Linked DNA regions of Homo sapiens: regions 1, 3 and 4 are each linked to region 2. Evidence: chromatin contacts called from ENCODE Hi-C or POLR2A ChIA-PET data. All regions are on one chromosome and are shown on one strand. The core of a region is the stretch at or near the end of the contact, and the rest is flanking DNA. Distances in the headings are between cores, read along the strand shown. Region 1 has its middle 93 kb from the start of KIF5B. Region 2 has its middle 22 kb from the start of IATPR. Region 3 overlaps PARD3 (par-3 family cell polarity regulator). Region 4 holds the start of EPC1-AS1 (EPC1 antisense RNA 1).

Region 1 (4,175 bases), core at 1,379-3,878, 990 kb before region 2:
TACATCTTTAAACCTGTATTCTTTTTTGCTTATTTTTATAGTGTTAGGGCCTACAAGTGCAGGTTTCTTACATGCATCTATTGCGTAGTGGTAAAGCCAGGGCTTTCAGGGTACCTATCACCCAAATAGTGAACATTGCACCCAATAGGTAATTTTCAGCCCTCACCCCCTCCCACTCTCCCATGTTTTACAGTCTCCAGTGTCTGTTATTCCACACTGTGTGTCCACGTGCACCCACTGATTCAACCTATGTTCTTTTTTTTTTTTTTTTTTGAGTTGGAGTCTTGCTCTGTTGCCCAGGCTGGAGTGCAGTGGCATGATCTCGGCTCACTGCAACTTCCGCCTCCTGAGTTCAAGCTATGCTCCTCCCTCAGCCTCCCAAGTAGCTGGGATTACAAGTGCCTGCCACCATGCCCAGCTAATTTTTGTATTTTTGTGAGACAGAGTTGAACCATGTTGGCCAAGCTGGTCTCCTGACCTCAAGTGATTCCCTCCACCTCAGCCTCGCAAAGTGCTGGGATTACAGGTTTGAGCTACCACACCCAGCCTCTTTTTTTTTTTTTTTTAATTTAGGGGATAGAAGTGCAGATTTCTTACAAGCATATATTGCATAGTGGTGAAGTCTGGGCTTTTGGTGAACCCATTACTTGAATTGTGAACATTGTACCCAACAGGTAATTTTTTGACCCTCACCCTTTCCCACCTTCCCACACTTTGGAGTCTCTGGTGTCTAATATTCCATCTGTATGTCCACAGGTACCCATTGCTTTGCTCCCCCTTCTAAGTGAGAACGTGCAGTATTTGACTTTCTGTTTCTGAGTGATTTCACTTAGGATAATGGCTTCCAGTTCCATCCATGGTGCAGTAAATGTCATGAGTTCATTCCTTTTTATGTCTGAGTAGTATTCCATACTGTATACATACCACATTTTCTTTATCCTATGTTGATGGACACTTAGGTTGATTACATATTTTTGCTACTATGAATAGTGCTGCCATAAACATATGAGTGGGGTAGATTCTTTTTGATACAATGATTTCTTTCCTTTTGAGTAGATACCCAGTAGTGGGATTGTTGGAGCAATGGTAAAGACTTTTTGAATCTTAATATTGTTATATTTAATATCACTTGATCCTCTCAGTTTCATTCTAGAGAGGACGAATCTCACGGAACTGACATGGCCCAGTACTCCCGTGCTTCGGGACATCGTCTGGTCAAGAATGTCCCCTTTGGCTGGTAATCCTAGCACTTTGAGAGGCTGACGTGGGAAGATCGCTTGAGGCCAGGAGTTTGAGGCCAGCCTGGGCAATGTAGGGAGACCTTGTTTCTACAAAAAACTTGAAAAATAAGTTAGCTGATTGTGGTGGTACATGCCTGTAGTTCCAGCTACTCAGGAGGCTGAGGTGGGAGGATCACTTGACTCTGGGAGGTTTTTTTTGTTTGTTTGTTTTTTGTGTTTTCTTTTTTGAGATGGAGTCTCGCCCTGTTGCCCAGGCTGGAGTGCAGTGGCACGATCTTGGCTCACTGCAACCTCCGCCTGCCAGGTTCAAGCGATCCTCCTGCCTCAGCCCCCTGGTAGCTGGGATTACAGGCACACGCCACCATGCCTGGCTAATTTTTGTATTTTTAGTAGATATGGGGTTTCACCATGTTGGCCACGCTGGTCTCAAACTCCTGAGCTCAGGTGATCCACCCACCTCGGCCTTCCAAAGTGCTGGGATTACAGGTGTGAGCCACTGCACCCAGCCTTTAACTCTGGGAGGCTGAGATTGCAGTGTGAGTTGCAATCACACCATCGCATTCCAGCCTGGGCAACAGAGCAAGACCCTGTCTCAAAAAAAAAAAAAATGTTCCCTTGGGGTCTCAGAGATATTCCACCCACCCACCTCCCCACCCCCTGCCGAGGAACTGCCTCTCTGGCCTCTCTCTGAGGCTCCCTTTTCAGCAGGTGGGGTGCTCACCCCTGAATAGGATACCAGGAGACAAATTTTGTCCAGCACCTCTGATACAGCGCTCTCTTGTGTGTTTTGGTGACAGGTGAATCAGATTTCCATTTAAAACACCAATGCCAAAAGGGAGAGAGAGAAAAAAACTAACCGGCCTGGATGACTTTGGAGGATGATTCTTTGTTTTAATTCTGACGGCCAGAATGGAAAGTTGGCAACTCATTCTGAAAGACGAGAGTGCTACAGGCAGCTGTGTAGCTAAGAGATAAAAACCACCAACGGGAGCAGCTCATCTAACCTGAACCGTAGCAGAGAAGGGACAGACAGGCGAGTACTCCATTTGAATCTAGGTCTCAGCCTCCCAGGGTGGGATCACATTGCCCAATTGTGACGTCACTCAAGCCATTCCCATGCCCGTGGCCCATTTTTTAAATTACTTCACAATGGGCGCAGAAGCCAAATTTGAAATAAATGACTCCATGACTCAGACTGTTAATCTCTGTTTTGACAACCAACAGCAAGTCATTGGGAACTTTAACTTACATTTGGTAGGGAACATCACAACTTCATGCAAAGGTCTCTTTAACTTATCCTCCCACCCCAAAAAAGTGCCAATTGTGTACAGGCAATAAAGCAGATTCCCTTGTATTTGGAGAAAATAGCTAAGCTTCCTCTTCAGCAGAAAGCCTTGAGGAAGAAGTTAAGAATGCAGCCTTTGGAGTCAGGCCTGTGCTTGCACATGAATCCATACCTCACTGCCCTCCTCTGTAGGTGGCAATAATAATATCACTCACTTCCTAGGATTGTTGTGGTGATGCAATGAGATCAAAAGTTTTAGCAAGATGTCCTGTAGCTACACAACAAATGCAGGCAATTTTCATTTATGCTTGTATTTGTAAACAGAGTATCAGAGTGAAACAAAACCAAAAAACAAAAATGAAGAGAAGTCCTTGGTCCTGCTCATTATTGTTTTTATTTCTTATAGATGAGGTGCTTAATAGCTACCTGTCAACAATAACGCCCGGCACACCTGGGAGATTTGAGGAAGCATGCAGAACCATTCCACTAAGTCTTTTTGTGTTTTTTTTTGTTGTTGTTGTTTTTATTTATTTATTTATTTTGAGACAGAGTCTCACTCTGTTGCCCTGGCTAGAGTACAGTGGCATGATCTCAGCTCACTACAACCTCCACCTCCCAGGTTCAGGAGATTCTCCTGCCTCAGCCTCCTGAGCAGCTGGGATTACAGCTGTGCGCCACCACGCCCGACTAATTTTTGTGTTTTGTTTGTTTGTTTGTTTGTTTGGGTTTTTTTTAATTAGAGACGGGGTTTTACCATGTTGGCCAGGCTGGTCTCAAACTCCTGACCTCAAGTGGATCCACTGGCCTCAGCCTCCCGAAGTGCTGGGATTACAGGCGTGAGCCACCACGCTCAGCCGTTGTTGTTTTTTAGACAGAGTCTTGCTATGTATCCAGGCTGGACTCAAACTCCTGGGATCAAGTGATCCTCCTGCCTCCGCCTCCCAAGTAGCTGGTACTACAGGCACATGCCACTGCGCCCAGCTTACCAAGTCACTTAACAGGAGTATTGCTCGCTAGAGACAGCACAGCCTAACCTCCTCACCGAGGACTGTGGGATCTGCGTGCAGAAGCATTTTCTTTCTCTGATACAAGTTGCTGTGAGAAGCAAAAATTAAACTCCAACTAACACCAGATGATGACCTTCAAAATGTTCTCTTGAATGACAGAAAGCTTGCATGACATCATGCCCTTCCCTTCGGTTTATTCCTGTTGTTGTTTTTGACTCCTTATCTGATTTCTAAGTTTGCTCCCTCATTCAGCCTTATCTTATCTGAAATGGATCCGTGAAGTAAAAACAATTTCCTGTGGTTTTTACCTTGTTTTTCCTCTAACTAGAAGTTAAATCACTCATGTTTACCATATGCCTACAACCTGCTGGGGTTCTGAATTCAACACAAGAATTTGAATTTTCACAAAAGCTTTTCGAAGTTTCAGAAGCTCTTTTGACTCTTATTTCAAATACATCCTGGAAGCTGTGTTGGTTCACCCACAGGACCTGGAATGGCTTTGCCCAGGAGATATGATTGGCCAGCTCAGCTGCTTCCCCTCTCATTTCTCTTATTTACACTCCTATCTCTCTCTCTCTCTTTCTCTTTTTTTTTTTTTTTTTTTAGGCAGGGTCTCACTTTGTCGCCCAGGCTGGAGTGCAG
Region 2 (4,022 bases), core at 709-3,208:
TCCCTCAAAACTTGAGGTCCTAGGGCCATCTAGGAGGAGCGGTGCAAGAGGCTTTGGGATCGATTGCCAGGCTGTGGGCCCCTGGGGGTGAGGGGCCTGAACAAAACGTGAAATACGGCTCCACTTTCTGCATCAGCAGAGGGGAGGCTGGGCGTGCCTGTGCCCCCAGAAGTGAACCCTTATGTCCAGAGCAGTGAGGAATGTTGAAGTCAGGAATTCCCCCTTCCTTCCCTCAAGCCAGGTCCTCAGAAGCCCGGATGAAACTCCTTGATAGGAGATGTTTTGAAGGAACCTGGGTAAAGTGCTTCTGTGGACTGCAAGATCTAACAAGTCTCAGAGTCAGACAGTCTGAGGAGTAGACCCATAGATGCCGAGTGCATACTTTCTCTGGGCGACACTTTGCATTTACGGAACAGGTGCTGGGAGCCAGGAGGTGAGAACTCCCAGAGACTCAGTCCCTGCCCTCAAGGAATTCCCAGTCTAATCAGGGACATGAGCTTGTAAACCTGGCTCCTCCCCGACCCGGCCCTCAGCCCAACCCTGAGTCATCCTGATGCTCACTCAGGATTGGAGGTCCTGGAAGTCCACAGTATGGGTGGGAGAAGAGGAGGAGCCGCTCACTCATGCAGAGGGAAGGAGAGAAGAGTGAAGTAATGAATGCATGCATTCATTCAGCAGCTGTTTAGGAGAGCCTTTCCCGTGTCCATCACTCTCCTGGGTGCTGCGACTATGGTAGAGAACAACACAAATTTAAATAAAAAGTCCCTGTTATGATGGAGGTGATGGGACTTGATCTCTTTGCATAGCATCCAGATTATTGGAGAAGTGAGGGAGGAAAAGGATATTCTAATCTCATTGTGAAATTGAGGAAACCAAAGCCTTTCTACTTACAAAGTGGCAGCCCCAAGATGCAAACACAAGTCTCTCAATTCCGCTATGTGCTGGTGCCCACACACATAGGGACCCTCCCCTTAGCTAGGTTGCTATGAGAGAGGCCACAGAGCCCTAGCAAGGAAATTGCACAAAGGCCAGCACCAAAGGTTGTTGTGATCATAAATTTGGTCCTTCCAGTAGTTTCTGGGGAGACAAGGGTCACAAATGCATCTATCTTTTGGTCAGCCGTTTTAGTATCAGCTTCCAGGTCTATTGGATAGAGATATTCATCTACACGAATAAATAACTCCTTGAAATAATTCAAGGCTTTTCAGAAACCACAATCAAATTTGTAAAATAAGGCAAAGCAAAGCAAAACACAACAAAACACTTACGTAACCATTGTTTGTGATGCAAAGCTGTAATTAAGAACCAGAATTTAACAAATATACATGAAAAAAAGCATAGAGTTGATCAGCATATTATTTTCAGGGCAAATCATAATAGTAAACTTGCATATTTCAGGGAATTTTTGTTTATACATTTTCCCCAGACCAAGCCTGAAATTCCTGTATTAAAAAAAATCACCGCCAGGCGTGGTGGCTCACACCTGTAATCCCGGCACTTTGGGAGGCCGAGATGGGCAAATCATCTGAGGTTGGGAGTTCGAGACCAGCCTGACCAACCTGGAGAAACCCAGTCTCTAGTAAAAATACAAAATTAGCTGGGCATGGTGGCGCATGCCTGTAATCCCAGCTATTCAGGACACTGAGTCAGGAGAATTGCTTGAACCCGTGAGGCAGAGGTTGCGATGAGCTGAGATGGCGCCATTGTACTCCAGCCTGGGCAACAAGAGCGAAACTCTGTTTCAAAAAAAAAAAATCACCCTATCAGTTAACTAGAGGAATAAAGCATAACATAAATGGGTACTTTTCCAGCAATTTCATTTTTTTTTAGATTTAATATTAGTTACAGGAAAGAATACACTGTCAAGGAAATCCATCAACAGCTTGGTTTTCAGAGGGAAACTCAGATACACACTTATCTATCCAAGGTTACCAGGTACCCATGGTTACTTCAGTTCAAAAAGAAACAAAACAAACCCCAAGTGCTTGAAGTGGTAACAACGGTTAGTTTTATTTCACAGCTGGTAACGTAGGTAGAAGGCACAAAAACAAGGCTGTGCAGGGGGCGGTTACTTCCTTTTCAGTGGATGGGCAAGTCATGGACTTTCGCAGTCTGAAAGCTGCTGCCGCCCCCCCCAGAGCTTGACCTCCACTCCAACGCAGCATCCCAGGGTCACAACCTGGAACTTGTCATCATCTACACCGTGTTTTGGAGCCCACATCTTAAACTCCCTGTCCCTTCAGCTCTTCCTCCTCTTCTTGGCAATATTCTCTCCAGCACCTTCAGCACAAGCCCCCGTCTCCAGCTTCGTCATGCCCCCCTCATGCATCATCTCCCCTCCATCCGTGCTCGGTGAAGCCGTTCTCCATCCACCTCTTCTGCCTCTCTCATTTTACTCCACTGCTGTTCCTTGCCTTTAGTTACCCTTTCCTGTCTTAGTCCATTTTCTGTTGCTTGTAACAGAATACCTGAAACTGGGTAATATGTAAAGAAAGGAAAAGTATTTTTTACACTTAGGGAGTCTGAGAAGTCCAAGATTGATGGGTCATAGCTGGTGGGGACTGAGGTGGCACAGGGTGTCACATGGTGAGAGTCTGAGTGTCCTGACTCAGGTCTCTTTTCCTTTTTTTTTGTTTTTTTAGATGGAGTCTCGCTCTATCGCCAGGCTGGAGTGCAGTGGTGCAATCTCGGCTCACTGCAACCTCCGCCTCCTGGGTTCAAGAGATTCCCCTGCCTCAGCCTCCCAAGTAGCTGGGACTATAGGCGCCCGCCACCATGCCTGGCTAATTTTTTTTTCCATTTTAGTAGAGAAGGGGTTTCACCATGTTGGCCAGGAAGATCTCGATCTCCTGACCTCATGATCTGCCCACCTCAGCCTCCCAAAGTGCTGGGATTACAGGTGTGAGCCACTGCCCCCGGCCTTTTCCTCTTCTTGTAAAGCCAGCAGCTCCATTCCAATGATAATTTACTAATCTGTCAACCTATTAATCCATGAATGGATTAATCCACTGATGAGGGCAGAGTCCTCATGACCCAGTTACCTCTTAAAGGCCCCTCCTCTCAACTCTGCCACATTGGGGATCAAATTTCAACATGGGGTTCAGACAGGACAGACATTCGAATCATAGCACTTCTCTTCCTTTACTTCTCCACCAATCGTGAAGATATACGGAGAGATCAAGACCCATCATCTCCACAGGAATGGGGATTTTAAAATCTGTTTTGCTCACTGCCATAGTCCCAGCACCCAGGAGGCATTCCAGGCTCTCAATAAGCATCTGTGGGAACGGTGGCTCACGCTTGTAATCCCAGCACTTTGGGAGACTGAGGTGGGTGGATCACCTGTGGTTGGGTGTTTGAGACCAGCCTGGCCAATATGGTGAAACCTCGTCTCTACTAAAAATACAAAAATTAGCCAGGTGTGGTGGTGCGTGCCTATAATCCCAGCTATTTGGGAGGCTAAGGCAGGAGAATCCCTTGAACCAGGGAGGCGGAGATTGCAGTGAGCCGAGATTGCACCACTGCACTCTAGCCTGGCCTGGACTCTGTCTCAAACAAAACAAAACAAAAGTGTGGAATGAAGGCATACATTCATTACTTCCCTCCCTGGGTTCTCGCCACTCTTCTCTTCTTCCCTCTGTACGGTGAGCTGCTTCTTCTGGTTCTCTTATCCCATTCTGTGTGTCTACAGGAGTCCCCAGCCTGGAGCCCACATCAGGACCATCTGCAGTGTCTAAATAAGTGTGCCCTGAGGTCCAGCCCCAGAGGTTCTCACTCAGATCTGGGCTGAGGGCCAGGTATAGGAGATGCCAGGTTTACAAGCTCGTGTCCCTGATTGGACTGGGAATTCCTTGAAGACAGGGACTGTGCCTATGGGAGGTCTCACCTCCTGGCTCTCAGCACCTATTCCAGAAATGCTTCCTGGATCGAGGGCATAATGAGTCCAGCGTGGCTTTGGGCATGTCTTATACTCTGGGTGTAAGTGTTTGCATCTGTGAAATATGCCGTTAGAACGCTCTGTC
Region 3 (4,195 bases), core at 549-3,048, 990 kb after region 2:
AATAACCCTGTGATGAAATTGGTTACAAGCAATGACCTTTTAAATAAAAAAAAAACATGGCTGCCAGAGCCATAATAACAATAGAGATTGTAAGATGGAAATAAACACACGAGTATATATTACACAGGATGCTGGAGAGCCATGATATGTAAATCTCTTCATGGCCTATGTTTAAAACCACAAGTGAAAAATATGTATTTTTTTTTGTAAGTGGACTACAAAGTACTTGTCTTTCTCATAGATTATAAAGGGATAATAATTCAAGCTTGAGGAAGCTATACAATGTTGGTATCATTTAGTAGGGTAAAATATAAAAAAATATTTTCCACAGTTTTTTTTTTAAACATTTTGTTTTTATTTTAGAGTCAGAATCTTGCTCTGTTGCCAAGGCTGGAGTACAGTGGCACAATTACAGCTCACTGCAGCCTCAAACTCCTGGGCTCAAGCTGTCCTCAGTAGCCAGGACTACAGGTATGCACCACCATGCCTGGTTAATTTTTTTTTTCTTTTTAATTTTTGTAGAGGCAGGGTCTTGCTGTGTTGCCCAGGCTGGTCTTGAACTCCTGCTCTCAAGTGATCCTCCCACCTTTGCCTCCCAAAGTGCTGGAGATTACATGCTTGTAATGGTCTCATACGGTGTTTTATGAATTAAGTCTTTAAGCATTTCTCTTAATTAAATAAAATCATTGCTTCAAAATAAAAATAGAAAAAAATGAAAATACAAAACGAAATATTTAATAGACAGTTAACAGAGTAAAGAACAAACATGAATATCCACAGTACAAAGTTTCAGTACTAATTAGAACTAGGTAATACTGTAAGACTTTGACAGCTTAATATGCGAGTGTGCTGCCACTTATGAAATAAAATCATTGTTATATTAACATATACATAGAATATTCAATAATTTCAAATAATCTATCACTTTTCTTCTTATAGATAAGGAAAATAGTGTGTAAGTATGTGTGGGTGTGCACGTGTATATATATATCCACACACATATGTAATATTTTTATAAAGGATCACTTTGAGCAGATTTTCTCCTTAAATTATGAATGATAAAAATCTGCAAAATTTTGTATGTCCAAGGGCACATATAGAAAACAAAAAGTAAAATACAAAACATTCAGGCACTTTGGATGAAAACCTGTGATGAAGATGATGGTGAGAATGATGCTGATGACAAAAAGACTAATGGCATTCCCTTGAGATTCACAATCCTTACTTTAGCAATTCACATGAGCTGTGACCCTAATAGGAATTCCATATTCTGATAAGAGTAGCAATTTAAAGATTTGGTAGGGAGCAGAAATCATTTTTATGCCATTAAATCATGTGAAGAGTGTCAACTGTTGACTCTGTTGAAAAGTGGCCAGTGCTAATATTGGTAATTATTTTCTTCAGTAGACTTATGTACAACCTTTAATCAAAACAACGTTAACTTTTGTCTACCCATCGTGCCTTCCCAGCCTTCCGCACCCACCCACACATGCCATAATTATGTAACTATTGACTGAACTCTTGTGGGTCTTGAATGTTGAAAAGCTTAATTGCTCCTAAGGATGTGAGTAATGGCTGAAAAGACTGCAAAGCACACCCGTTTCCCTCATGAAGTTTTTAGAAATGAATGTTTTGGTCTTAATTGTATTTGTCTTCACCTCATCTTTCACACCAGTGCTTAGATCTTTTATCCCCGCCCCCATCTTAAGCAATAGGAACACTGAAAATAAAAAGGTTGCTCTACAAAACAAGCCAGGCACTTTAGTATCTGGGCTAATGGCAACCCAAGGTAGCTTCAGGAGTTCCTACCACACAGGGCTTCTGAGCATAGCATGGCCATGAGTCACAGAGCCTTTGGCTGAGGGACAGGTCACAGGGCAGAATAAAGTGCTGACTTTGCGACAGTACAGAGGCTCTCTCCATGTGTGATGGGCACCTCTCTGCAGATGGCTTATCTCCAGGTCTATTTCTTTCTTTTTTTTTTTTTGAGACGGAGTCTTGCTCTTGTCGCCAAGTTAGAGTGCAATGGCGTGATCTTGGCTCACTGCCACCTTAGCCTCCTGGGTTCAAGTGATTCTCCTGCCTCAGCCTCCTGAGTAGCTGGGATTACAGGCACCTGCCACCACGCCCGGCTAATTTTTGTATTTTTAGTAGAGACGGGGTTTCACCATGTTGGCCAGGCTGGTCTTGAACTCCTGACCTCGGGATCCACCCACCTGGGCCTCCCAAAGTGCTGGGATTATAGGAGTGAGCCACCGTGCCCGGCCCTCCAGGTCTATTTCTATGCGAGGTGATTTCCACCCAACTAGAGCTAGGGTCATACTCATTTCAAGGCTGTCAACTAAGGCAGCATTTTTTGAGTCAAGGCATGGAGGCCGCTAGGAGAAAATGAGAGCAGATACTTTTTAAGTCTTAAAAAAGATGGAAACGAAAGGAAAACCACCATTTTCTGAAATTGCCCAGGCACAGGGAGGCAATCTAGTGGTACAGAGTGGCTGTGTGCTATGACTGCCTTGCCAATTAAAGCAGGCAGAGCCCTAAGAGGGCAGGGAGAGCTATTAAAGTCTGAAACAGGAAAAGGGAGAAAAGGACAGATTTTGTTATTCATTGAATGACGGACAGCTAGGAAACAAGCAAGCTTGAGGGAGAAGAGGATATTCACATTGCAGAGTATCAATTTTCTACCTGAAGGACTAAACTACTTTCAGTCACTCCCAACCTGGGATGGAAAGGATTTAGCAATACAGCTATTATTAAAGGCTCCATTATCCCATCTATCAGTCGTCTCAGCCAGCAAGTCTCCTTGTTGGCAACACTCAGGTATCTGCAAAGTTTTTACGGCATACTGTACTTACGTCTGCAGCCTGCAATTTAGTTCTTTTAAAAGCAACACTAAGTCCTGTCCATATCGAAGCTCTGTGATAATAACCCTAACCTCACCTATTGTTCCATTATCTTAAGAAAGATTTAAAGCAACTTGCTGCTTTATTTATGTTGCACCTGGCACTACGTGAGGAAGAAGTTGCCTTTTCTTCTTCTCTTGCTCAACTTGGGAGAGAATTCACTTCAATTATGGAGCTAAGGAAATTTTCTGGGCCTCTGCTCATCTAAAGACCTTTTGTGCCACAAATCAGCTCCCTCAGGCCCAGACATTATTTTGAACAAAGGCCCAGGAACAGGTGCATTCTGTACTGCTAGAGCTTATAGAGAACATTTTCAAAATAGGTAGATTGAAAGGGCTACTTGGATGAATTTTCCGCAGCATCCTGCTCTGTATGTAAAGTAATTGGCTTACATATTTTTCTCTGTGACACATCTGGCTGCACTTTGTGTGTGGGCATTTCTAACAAGCATGACAATTTCAACTAATATGGGCTCAGTTGTACACACAGCTTGAAGGTGAGTTTGTGGTTCCTTAAAACTAAAATGATTACAAACCATTCCAAAGAATGAGATCATGGTCCCATCCCTTCCAAATACAGTGACCCTTCAAGGTCAGAATACATAAGAGAAGAGAAGGATTCCAAGATGCAAAAAGCTCATTTTGTAAAACAGATAATTAAAACCATAGACCAAGCTACATTTTAAACAACTGAGCAGCTCTTCCTAAGGTAACCATAAGAATTGGTATGAAAATTAATACACTAAGTAGAATTCCAGTCACTTTAAGCTCATTTACATGATCAGTAAAATAGAGCAAGATCTCAGTTTCTTGAAAATGAAAAAAAAAAAAAAAAGAAAAGGTCAACTTGTGACCCATAATTTAGGAAATGATTCCATTTCTAAGGTAATCAGCCTGTCATCCAAATAATTCCCTGCTCACTCATTACCGGAAATGCTAATACAAGCCAAGTTGTCTGTCTGAAGTTGCTATGGCATTTTGATATATAATAATGTGGTCCATGACCTTCAGTAGTTGAGTTTCCAAATGTACAAGATTTTTTCAAACATTTTCCCTAACATGATTGTTCATATTAAGTAGATAACATAGAAATGCATTCCAGCCTATTCACTGTTCCCATTCAAAGTTAAAATCTTATAAAGAAACCAAAATGAATTTCAAATCATTTTCACTTTTCCCAATGAAAAACATCTAGATACTAAGACGTAGGAAATACTCATTTAGCCTCAAACAAACCTGGAGGTCTCGCATGTGGATACAATGTCAGAAACCAGAAATAAACTCATCAATCTG
Region 4 (4,128 bases), core at 1,344-3,843, 790 kb before region 2:
AGTGAGACTCCATCTCAGAAAAGAAAAGAAGAAAAATCTAAATTATTTCAGCGAATAAAAATTACCCGTAAAATTTAACAAGCACTGATACTTCATTGAGCTCAGCTCTGACTTCAGGTTGTAACTCTTGGGACTGTCCAAAGTATTCACAGAAGCAAGACTTAACTAAAGTCTAAAGTGTACTGTTGTGCTGTCTTGCTTTAATCAAGGCTTTCCCCTTCCTTGGCTGCTGAACAAGAATTACAAATTAATTTCCAGGGCAGGGTAAAACCAACACCCCAATACTTGAAAGTATTATCTGTAAAACTTAGAAATAAAAATAAAACCAAAAGACAAGATTCTGCAGTCACAAGTACTTTAATTTTTAAAAACAAATCACTTATTAAAAAATAAACAAATGGCCATGCTACTCTAAAGTTGATACAAGTAAAATAAATTAAGAGGTAGTGTCTCATGAGACAATGTGCTGAAAGTCAGTGCCCAACTAGACAATCTGAGCTACTACATACACTTGGCTTATCTGTAAAGTTAGATTTAAGACACTACTCTCAAAAGTAACATTTCACTGTCACAGCTATTTCACTTTAAAAGGTTAAACAACCCAAAGAGTTTAAACAGTTTTATTTCCAAAAACAACATTACAGAGCATAATTTCTACATTAAAAATTCTTACAGTACCAAGAGAAGTATTACAGTACAATTTTCCACAACAAAATTGTAGCACACAAATCCACGCGACTCCTGGACTTCCTTGAACTGTCAATACACTGCACCCTGTTTAAATGGCTGTACCTGAAAACCAAGGTATGCAATTCCTTAGGATTAGAAGTCATCAAGTTATACTGTCAAGGATCTGGGGGAAATGAGAGGAAGATTCTATTATCCTGGTGTCCGAACCCAACTTCCACAACAAGGTAAAGCCACAGCGATGGTAAAATGTCTATTAGTTGTCAACATTTACGTGCTGAAACCCACCCAATTTAGACATCTCAATATTAAGATTTCTGTGAATCAAGTCACTTAGTTTTAGTTCGGTTTTGAATAAGAAAGGATCCTCCTTCGAAATTTAGATCTATAAAAGTTACTTAAATTGGGTCTTTTCTCCCCCTATGTTGAGATACCAGAGAGCAGGAGAACTTAAATTTATTTTACAAATAGGTAAGGTTACAGGCTTCAGAAGAGAGAGGTACTCCAAACAAATCTGCAAGATATTCGCAAGGATCACAGAAAAAGTCAGGGATAGTGGTTTATTATCCTCCGACCAACTAGCTCTGGAGAGGGATGGATACAAACGTCCCAGAAAGAGGACACTGAAAGTAAGTCTTATCTTCTAGAAAAGTAAGTCGTCCGGGCAAACACGCTGCACCCTCGACATTTCCTTGCAGAGGGGGAGAAAAGCCTCATAGAGCAGCAGGCGACATGACATGCCCGTCTGAGGCTCCACGTGGGGGCTGCACTGAGCCCAACAAGCTTCCCAGACCATGGGGCAATCAAATTCCCCGACTGTGCACAGAACCTGCGCTCCCGGCCCGGGCAGCGGCGCGCAGGCCGCAGTGGCCCTGGAGCGCCACCCAGCGGCCCACGGAGAGGCCTGTAGGCGGGTCCTCCACGGCTCCCGACTCGCCGCACCCCCACAGCCACCCAGCCCGTTCCCCTCTCCGGATGCACAAGGCCCAACCCAAGAACTAAGACACAAAATGGCTGCCGGCAGCTTCGTCACGTGACCCCTTTGTGCCTTTCGGGCCCCCGAACTCCGCGGGACCCGGGTACAAGTGGCCAGGGTCAGCGGGTGGCCTTAGAAGGGGCCCCGCTGGGCCGCGGCGGCCGGGGGTCGAGGCTGGGGGAGGCGGGGTATAGGCCCGGCCGGCGACTGAGAGTCGGCGGCGAAGAGAAGATGGCGGCCATTTTGTGTGGGTTTGCTGCTCCGCCGCCGCCGCAGGCAGCAGAGGGAGCGGGCCTGACGGTGGGTCGGACAGGGGAGTTAACACGTACCGACTCCTCTTCCTTCTCCATTCCGGTGGGCATCTGCGGCACGGCCCTGTTTATCGAGGCGTATTCGTGCAGGTCGGGCAGATCCTCACAGCGGAAAACCGGCAGCGGCTTCGAGGCGTCTAGCGCCCGCGCCCGAAACGACAGTTTACTCATCTCAGGCGCAGCAGATACCTCTCCGCTCTGGGGAAACGGCCCCGGCCAGCGGGATCATGGAGAACCGGGGGTTCGGTCCCCACTCGCCAACCGCTGCCGGGGACTTGAGGGGCGGAGCGCAGAGCCCGCCGTCCGGGCACTAACACCAGCCGGGAGGGTGGGAGGCTGTGCCGCTCCGCTCCTCTCTCGCTCGCTCTCTTCAATACGCCATGGCCAACATGGCGGACATTAAAACTCCACTGTGCGCTCTTCAGCCAACCCCAGCCATTCCCCACACTGCATCGCGCAGCGGCGCGGGCACGCGGGCGGGGGGAGGGAGCGCGGGCTCGAGGCCGGCGCCGGCACGAAGCGCGCGTCCCGCCAACCCCCGGCACCCGCCGGCCTCGCTTCCCGCGCCTCGCTGCTCCGGGCCCCCGCCCTTCGCGGGTCCGGGGGCGGACAGGGCGGACTGGGCGCTCGGACACCGGGCGCCGGCTCTTGGGTCGTGCTCTCCTGCAGCGCACACGCTCACTTTCTCACGCTCGCTCCCTCCCGGCGCCGCTTTCTGACGGGCGAACAAGGTGCGGGAAAACTCTCTCCACCAGCACGCCGCCGTTTGGAAAGGCAGCTGGGGAGAGTGGCAGGCGGGGCTCGGGCCCCGGGCACCTGGGGCTCGGAGGGCTCGGACCTCTGGGGTGCTCGCCAGCGGCTGCCCCGGGGCCACGGCCGCCCCCACGGGGCTTCGGAGGGGCGCTCCAGAGGCGCCGCGCGCCGCCGTCTGCCGCGGGGGGCGAACGCACAGCCTAGTTCCCGCGGCGCCTTAGGTCTTTACGATAAAAATACAAACTGAATTAGGGGCAGATGCTACTTTGAGTAAACTTTTATCAGCAGTTATTTTTATGTCCTAATGCAACTTTGGATTATAATGTTTTATAGGCACCGCATCAAGTCATTGATCCGTTTCCCACGCATTGGGCTTAATATAAATGATAGGTATCCTATTCTACAAAGTAGATTTTTTTAAATCCTGCATTTTCATCTACACATATTTACTTTTTAAATAGTAACTGAAGCAAAGGAAATTATTACCCACCACTATAACATTTAAAAGCAAGATCTACTTCAGAATTTAAAGCCAGTTCTTTATATCTAGCTCATGATTCTGTACTCAAAGAGACTGCGGCTTCATCATAGCCGTGGGTTCACACTTTCATCATTTGTCCTCTGAAAAACTTTGTAACATTGAATCATATAAAGACCTGTCGTACTCCCGCCAAACAAAAAGCTGAATTATTAGATTTAGATGGATATGATAGATGGGTGGCATCGGTTTATATTACACATGAAAATGGGTATCCTGAGATCTCTTCGTTGTTGTTGTTGTTAATAGGGAAGATTGTTGGGGTGGGTTTAATAAATTGGCAGCCAAATTTCAATTCGAGTTTCAATTTGTATCTTAGTGCACAATTTTGTATCTTGTGCAACAAGATACAAAAAGATACAAAAATGTTTTGAGTTGCTTTTCTCCCTGGGAACTACGTAGTAAAAGTAATCACGCTCCTTAAATACTGGGCTTGATATGAGCTGTCACTAGCTTAGGGCACACAGGCAAACTGCTAGCCTCCAGGCTGGTTTAGCCAGCTCCCGCGGGGTAGGGAGAAAACAGGACGGATTGCAGTTCTCCAAAATTATACTTAAACTCCGATATTGGCAGCTCACTTAAGTGAGGCATAAGGACGTTCACCTGCATTTCCTACACAGAGACCGTGCCTTTATTCATTCAATGAGTATTGAGGGTGTGTATTGAGCCCTCATAGCCTTCCAAGTCAGCTTGGCACCCACAGGGCTCCTGGAGGAGCTTACACAGTGGGGAGAAGGACCCGCGAATGGCAACTGCCACACGGCGAGCTAAGTGTTATGGTGGAAGCCCAGGCCACTGTGGGAAGGGGCAAGAGTGGCGCCCAACCCAGGAGAGTAGTTCTAATGAAGTAGCAAGGGAAGACT

Evidence for each region. A loop is a pair of places that touch in the nucleus more often than their neighbours do. ChIA-PET counts read pairs that join two places held with the same protein, here RNA polymerase II (POLR2A). Pooled maps may share reads with other maps.
Region 1: a loop to region 2 is called in a pooled map, with 10 times the contacts of the local background. The contact joins two enhancer-like sites. A Hi-C loop is called at or near these places in 5 of 50 pooled maps. POLR2A ChIA-PET finds 5 or more read pairs at or near these places in 3 of 52 experiments (H1, Panc1 and activated CD4-positive, alpha-beta T cell).
Region 3: a loop to region 2 is called in a pooled map, with 6 times the contacts of the local background. The contact joins two enhancer-like sites. A Hi-C loop is called at or near these places in 6 of 50 pooled maps. POLR2A ChIA-PET finds 5 or more read pairs at or near these places in 2 of 52 experiments (PC-3 and naive thymus-derived CD4-positive, alpha-beta T cell).
Region 4: a loop to region 2 is called in a map of CD8-positive, alpha-beta T cell, with 17 times the contacts of the local background. The contact joins the promoter of EPC1-AS1 here to the enhancer-like site in region 2. A Hi-C loop is called at or near these places in 4 of 168 maps with a recorded cell type or tissue (CD4-positive, alpha-beta T cell, CD4-positive, alpha-beta memory T cell, CD8-positive, alpha-beta T cell and 1 more) and 7 of 50 pooled maps. POLR2A ChIA-PET finds 5 or more read pairs at or near these places in 4 of 52 experiments (CD4-positive, alpha-beta T cell, T-cell, activated CD4-positive, alpha-beta T cell and 1 more).

What each region holds. Positions count from the first base shown.
Region 1 is chr10:32,147,128-32,151,302 of GRCh38, forward strand. No RefSeq gene overlaps it. Among named protein-coding and RNA genes, the nearest start is that of KIF5B, 93 kb to the left of the region's middle. Within about 2 kb of position 2,629, at least 16 of the 41 ENCODE cell types and tissues checked have a DNase peak (open chromatin) inside an H3K27ac peak, as active enhancers do.
Region 2 is chr10:33,137,278-33,141,299 of GRCh38, forward strand. No RefSeq gene overlaps it. Among named protein-coding and RNA genes, the nearest start is that of IATPR, 22 kb to the left of the region's middle. Within about 2 kb of position 1,959, at least 4 of the 41 ENCODE cell types and tissues checked have a DNase peak (open chromatin) inside an H3K27ac peak, as active enhancers do; they include CD4-positive, alpha-beta T cell and CD8-positive, alpha-beta T cell, where a contact is called at or near this core.
Region 3 is chr10:34,123,098-34,127,292 of GRCh38, forward strand. The region is part of intron 23 of PARD3 (par-3 family cell polarity regulator); the gene reads right to left. Among named protein-coding and RNA genes, the nearest start is that of LINC02629, 220 kb to the left of the region's middle. Within about 2 kb of position 1,799, at least 4 of the 41 ENCODE cell types and tissues checked have a DNase peak (open chromatin) inside an H3K27ac peak, as active enhancers do.
Region 4 is chr10:32,344,771-32,348,898 of GRCh38, forward strand. It overlaps EPC1-AS1 (EPC1 antisense RNA 1), which reads left to right and starts at 2,594. Exons shown (of 2, transcript NR_104163.1): 1 at 2,594-2,705. EPC1 (enhancer of polycomb 1) reads right to left here and starts at 2,388. Exons shown (of 14, transcript NM_001272004.3): 1 at 1,993-2,388. The coding sequence starts at 2,145. RefSeq lists silencers at 1,419-1,698, 2,369-2,838, 2,849-2,978 and enhancers at 1,919-2,018, 2,039-2,098.